2 separate regions of the Homo sapiens genome follow, and region 1 is linked to region 2. The links are chromatin contacts, found by Hi-C or POLR2A ChIA-PET in ENCODE. All regions are on one chromosome and are shown on one strand. Each heading gives the region's core, a stretch centred on a gene start or an enhancer-like site at or near the end of the contact. The rest is flanking DNA. Distances are from core to core; before and after follow the strand shown. Region 1 has its middle 28 kb from the start of LINC01778. Region 2 overlaps SDC3 (syndecan 3).

The links. A loop is a pair of places that touch in the nucleus more often than their neighbours do. ChIA-PET counts read pairs that join two places held with the same protein, here RNA polymerase II (POLR2A). Pooled maps may share reads with other maps.
Region 1: a loop to region 2 is called in a map of Right ventricle myocardium inferior, with 2.1 times the contacts of the local background. The contact joins two enhancer-like sites. A Hi-C loop is called at or near these places in 4 of 168 maps with a recorded cell type or tissue (Right ventricle myocardium inferior, cardiac septum, heart left ventricle and 1 more), 2 of 37 single-sample maps with no recorded cell type and 4 of 50 pooled maps. POLR2A ChIA-PET finds 5 or more read pairs at or near these places in 7 of 52 experiments (H1, HCT116, K562 and 3 more).

The regions. Positions count from the first base shown.
Region 1 is chr1:30,850,958-30,854,130 of GRCh38, forward strand. No RefSeq gene overlaps it. Among named protein-coding and RNA genes, the nearest start is that of LINC01778, 28 kb to the left of the region's middle. Within about 2 kb of position 1,305, at least 8 of the 41 ENCODE cell types and tissues checked have a DNase peak (open chromatin) inside an H3K27ac peak, as active enhancers do.
Region 2 is chr1:30,884,186-30,887,220 of GRCh38, forward strand. The region is part of intron 1 of SDC3 (syndecan 3); the gene reads right to left. Among named protein-coding and RNA genes, the nearest start is that of SDC3, 23 kb to the right of the region's middle. RefSeq lists an enhancer at 1,591-2,091. Within about 2 kb of position 1,511, at least 3 of the 41 ENCODE cell types and tissues checked have a DNase peak (open chromatin) inside an H3K27ac peak, as active enhancers do.

The DNA.
Region 1 (3,173 bases), core at 55-2,554, 33 kb before region 2:
CTGTGACTCTGAGTGCCGGCCACAAAGGAGAGGTAGCATCTCAACAGGGGCCAGACAACCCCGAGGACGTGGCTCCAACCCCCATGCCTGTCACTACAAAAGCGCCTCTGCTCAGTCTCCCCAACTTAGACATCATCCCCAGGTAGGAGGTCCCCAAATGACTAAGATTATGTTTCTGCTATACTCAATGAAATGAGGGCTCAAAATAGAAATCCAGGTCAGTGATAAAAAAGAAAGTTATATTTCTTATACATCCATTTTGTGACTTCATACCTGATACGCTATCATTGAACCCATTGTACAGATGGGGAAATTGAGACTTAGAATAAGCAGTGAAGATGAGTGTGGATGACCTCCAGGGCCCCAGCGATGAGCTCACACTTCACTTATTCAGTTTGAGTAAACCTAGTATACAGTGGAACAAACTGGGGCTTGATACCTTGACAGTTCCTAGGTTCCAATCCTGTCTCTGTCCCTTGGTCACTGTTGAACAAATTGCCTCTCTGAACCTCAATTTCCATGTCTGTGAGATGGACTAGTAATGCCCTCCTTCATTAATTTGCTCCACATACATTTATTGAGCATCTACTATGTGGCAGGCACTGTACTAGGAACTGGGGATACAGGAATGAATAGACTTTTGGGGGTATGTCAGGATCTACCTGATAAATGATGGGCCACTCCCTCTTCTTTCCCCATCCTGTGGGTGTGCCCCACAGCACCTGCAGGGTATAGTAATATAAATAACTGCCCGGGCATGGTGGTTCACGCCTGTAATCCCAGCACTTTGGGAGGCCAAGGCGGGTGGATCACCTGAGGTCGGGAGTTCGAAACCAGCCTGACCAACATGGAGAAACCCTGTCTCTACTAAAAATACAAAATTAGCTGGGCGTGGTGGCACACGCCTGTAATCCCAGCTACTAGGGAGGCTGAGGCAGGAGAATCGCTTGAACCCGGGAGGCGGAGGTTGCGGTGAGCCGAGATCATGCCATTGCACTCCAGCCTGGGCAACAAGAGCAAAACTCCATCTCAAAAAAAAAAAAGTAATATAAATACCTGTCATGGTGGCTCTAAGATGCCATGGCTAGAAGACTGCAGTGCTCATGGAGTGTTGTCTGAGAAGGGAGACAGCTGGATGAGGCTCCAATACCTCTGTGTTTTCCAGAACCAATGGCCTACAGGGCCAGCCTGCTATCCTGCTGCCAGAGGTGTGGCCTCAGGAGTGGAAATGGAAGTTGCATGGCGAGGCTGGCTCTTAGCCACTGCTTGTACACAGGAAAACATTCTCATGTGAGGAGGGGAAGTCCCGGGAATCCACCCCAGCCAGGCTGCCTGGGACAAGGGCTCCCAGCCTGCCATCTGAATAGTAGCACCATCCAGAGCCAGCCCTGGGCAGGGTTATGGGAGGCAGGGGTGTGTGTGTGCTTGTGCGCGCGTGTGTGTGTTTGTGTGTATCTCTGTGTGGGCCTATTTCTGTGGATCTGTAACTCTGTGGATCTGCGTGTGTTTACGGTTGTATACCTCGATATTACCAAGTCCCAGAGGGGAGGAGTACCCCAGACTGTCCTATACACACAGTCACACTGAGGCAGGAACACATAATTCATATATAAAGACCACACACAGACACACAGACAGACACATATGCATATACTCAAACATCCACGGTCACAGTCACACCACACATCCACAGTCTTCTAGGTGCATAGATTTATAGGTATACACAGACACACACCCGTAAGCACAGACACACACAAACATGCCTTCACACAAGGACATATAGAGAGACACAGGCAGATACCCAAGGGCTGGTGGGACCAAGGCTCAGGGAGGGAGGCCGGAACAGGAGGTGATAACTAAAGGCAGGCAGTACACACACGAGGGCTCCCAGCCTAGGAGGACATAGTTATGCGGGTCCCTCACTGGAGCACAGGGTGAGATGTACCTGGAGAGAGGGCCATAGCAGGAACGTTGGGCCCAGAGGAGGGAGCACCCAGCTCTGTTGGACCGGGGTGAGATCAGGGAGGACTTCCCAGACCCAGTGACAGAGTGTGCTTTAGAAAAGAGCCTAGGCCGGGTGTGGTGGCTCGTGCCTATAATCTCAACACTTTGGGAGGCCATGGCAAGAGGATAACTTGAGCCCAAGAGTTGGAGACCAGCCTGGGCTACACAACAAGACCCTGACTCTACCAAAAAAAAAAGTTCTTTAATTAGCCAGGCATAATGGTGCACGCCTGTGGTCCCAGCTACTCTAAAGGCTGAGGCCAGAGGATCATGTGTGCCCAGGAGTTCAAGAACAGAAGAGAAGGAAACCAACAGAGTAGAGAGGGTAAGAGTCCCAGCTGATCCAGGTGCTCCTGAGCCGATACCATCCCATGCCTGCCAGGGGTGAAGCCGGTGCAGCCCATTTTTCATGTATTCTGGTTGGGTTTCTGGTACCGAAACTAGAAGAGACCTGACTAGCACAGTCCCCTTCTTCATTATTTCTCCCATCTGTCCTTGCCCCATCACCATCGCCTACACAGCCCCCTCCCCACCATAGGCTCTGTTCCACCTACCTCTCCCTCCTCCCCAAATCCATCCTCCAGAGCCCCTGCCTTCCGCCTTCAGTCCTGCATGACCAACCCTCCCCAGAAGGGGCTGTCCTGGGCTCTACTGGCAGCTGAAGGTCAGATTTCACAAGAGGGGCCTCTGGGTTGTATTCAAGGCTGGAAGCTCTGGAAGTAATGGGAAGAGAGAGTGGCTGCAGGCAGCCCACAAGGCTTGGCTTCAGGCCTGGGTAGAGAACCTAGCCTTCTCTCTGTTAGCAGGCACCAATAGAGCTGGCCTGCCCTGGGTCAGGCTTGGGTACCTCTGCCCCATTTGAAAGCATCAACCCCTTCTCTAGTCTCTCGGCCTCCAGTCTCTCTCCCCTCCAACCCATCGTGCATTCTGTGGCCAGAGAGAGCTTCCAAAAACGCAAATCTGACAATGTCACTGCCCTCCCCACAGAACTCTGACAGCTCCCTGTGCCCTAGGAGATAATAGCCTTTAGTCTGGTTATTAGCTAGGATATAGGTTGAGCTTCTAAAGCAGAGACCCAAAATAACTCTGGCTTAAAGAAGAGAGAAGTTTCTTTATCCCTCATATAATAATTTACATATCAACCATTAAAGGCTGGTGCTCCTTGGCAT
Region 2 (3,035 bases), core at 261-2,760:
AGGGGCTATGGAGCCCAAGTCCCAGAGAGCAGAAGCCCGGGGAGGAGTGGAATGGGGAGGGCAGAGAAGGCCAAGCTGAAACACCACAGACCCCCCCCAAGAAAAATCCACCAAGCCCAGACACACACCCTCCCACTCGCCCCAACTCACACACTCAAGCCTCTCACAAACCAAACCTATCCCCACCCCCTACTCCCATCTACAAAGGCAGCTCAGAGGGCAGGAAATGTTCCCTTTGGGCCTGTCCCATCCCAGTCAACTCCTCTGCAAAGATATCATGGCAGCAGAGCCCTCCCTACCCCAAGCCTGTATCTCTCCTGTCACCTCCAGTCTGCCCTCTACCCAGCCCTGTGTTCCCACCATCCCCCCAGGATGCCCTTTTTCCCACTGTGGCACCTGCCTCCACCCACATCCCCACCCCAGCCCCAACAGGAGAGCAGGTAGCAGCCCTGGCTCAGGCGCCCACAGCCTCCAAGACCGTGGACAAATCCTCTTCCCCCTTCTCTGCCTTTCCTTTGCCCCATTTGCAAAATGGAAAACCAAGCATGGTGGTCTAAGGGCCTTTCTGATTCTGACACTCTGGACTCCCAAGAATTTGATCCTTAGGTCAAGGAGATCCAGGACAATGTAATTTACGAGAGGGAAAAAATGGAAATAACCCACATACTGAACGACAGGGGACGAGTTAAATAAATGAGGGTACAACCATAACATGGAATATTACGCAGCTATCAACAATTGAGTTCTCACAAATCTACACTGTCTAATGAGGTTATTAAAAGACATAAATGTGTCATAGAAGGCTTTTTTTTACTTGCTACAAGGAATATTGAAGGATGTAGGAAAATGCACATATTGATCATCAGAAGACAAGACAGTATAGCTGTTGATAGGAATATGCAGATGGCTCTCTCAATTCCGATGTGACTTTGGGCAGATATTTAACTCTCTCAGGCTGCTTTAACTGGTAAAACAAAGATAAGAATGCCCACCTCGTGGGGTTTACAGAAGGAGGCTGGGCATGTTCACCCATTAACAAATTGCTCAGTAAATGCTGGCTATTAATATGAGTATCATCATTATGTTTAAAAAATAGGTTACAAAAAATATGTAGAACTTGATCCTGTTTTAATGAACTCACTATCAAAGTGAATTTCCAAATGCTGCATTATAACTAAAGGTTCCCAGAGGCTCTCTCTGGGTGGTGGGATTACAGGCAGCTTTAATTTCTTCTCAGGACCTTTCTGTATTTTCCACAATTTCTCCGATAAACCCATAGCACTTTTGTTATTAGAGAGCGCACATCCTCCCTGAGTCTCCATCCCTGGTGTTCTCTGGTCTGTGAAACTTCCGGGTCCCCTGGTTCTGCTGAGACCCCATTGAGACTGTTCGTGAGGGACCTTACGAGGAAACTGAAAAGGGGGGTGGAAAGGAAATGAACACAAAAGCCTCTGAGGGAGCTGGCAGGGCCCACGGCCCAACCGAGTCTCACCACAGACAGGCTGGCTTGGCAGGACCTGGCTCCCTCCCCTGGCATCAGCCTGTCTGGCGGCCACCTTGGCCTGTGGTGCCCAGACACCCACCCGCCCGCCTTCTCCCATCAGCCCTGTTCCTGGCTCAGCCGGGCTGGCCAGTCTCTGTTGAGGTGCAGACTGGCTGCCCTACAGCAGCCCACTCTGTCCCCTGTGCCTAGACAGAAGCTGACAATGCAACCCTGGGAAAGCCAGGCCCCCTCCTCAACCCAGGGCTGGGACGCCTCCGTCACCGCCCCATCAATCCCAGCCACCTGCCCTCTCACGTCACTCTTGGCCACCCTGACTCACACTGCTCATTGATGCCTGTCCCCAAGCTCGTGCCTGAGAGCAGGACCACCCACTGAGGCCCCGTTTCCAGACCCAGCAGCACCCCCCACACCCCACTCCCAGCTGCCCACCCCCATACTCCTCCCACACAAAACTATTTACAGTTCTGGGAACACGGGCTCCTTCAGGCCTGTTCCTGCTTCCTGGAATACCTTTCCCCACCATCTCTGCCTGGCCAGCACCTACTCAGCTGGTTAATCAGTAAAACCAATGGTTATTAAGCTCCTACTGTGTGCCAAGCACCATCCTAGGCACTAGATATGTCCCCACAAAGCTGGCTCAGCTCACACAATGCCTCCTTTGTCAGCCTGCTTGAATGTCACATACGCACGCCAACCACCTCCCTGGTCCAAATTAGGAAGTCCTTTCTTGGGGACTCAGTACCTCCACTGTGTTGTCATTTACTAAGGGAGAAGGCCCACCAACCATGCTCCCATCACTCTAACAGGCCCTTCCACTGGATCTCAGTGAAACCACTCAGCTGCCCTGGGAAGCAGATAATATGGTCTCCATTTATAGATGAGGAGACTGAGCCTGTTAAGCCACCAGTGGGGTCACACAGGAGTTGAATTCTGGCCTTGTTGAGTCTAAATCCTGTGTTCAGTGAACTCCTGAACCCCTGAGAATGCCTGCAGGGAATGCCAGTTTGTGATTCAAGACTCCTTCCACTGAGCACTTTTCTGGAAAAGGCTGGGCCATTCCATCCCTTATGAAAATGATCACAGCCCCGACGGAGGGAGCCCTCACTAAGTGCCAGGTTCCTTATATGCACATTGCCTCATTTCTCTTCTCACTTGACCAGAAAGGGATTGCCATTCCCATTTCACAGATGGGCAAACTAAAATTCAGAGAGGTGAAGCAACTGGCTCAAAGTCACACAGCAATGGGCCAGGATTTGAACCCAAGATTAGCTGAACCCCAAAGACCATGCCCTTTGGATTGCAGAGCACACCTGCTCCTAGCCCTAATCAGTTTCCCCTACCAGAAGGCTCTCAAAAGCAGGGCAAATGTCAGAGACCAGCACCACCTCACACTCAGCTCCCTGCACAGAGACAGCCTGAAAGCCTGGGAGTGAGTAGAAATGGAGGACAAGGCGCACTCACACGACAGGTGGCCCAGCTCAGGTAGGCACCCCCTGCCCCCACCATGACTCACCAGCAGGTGCCTCTAGGA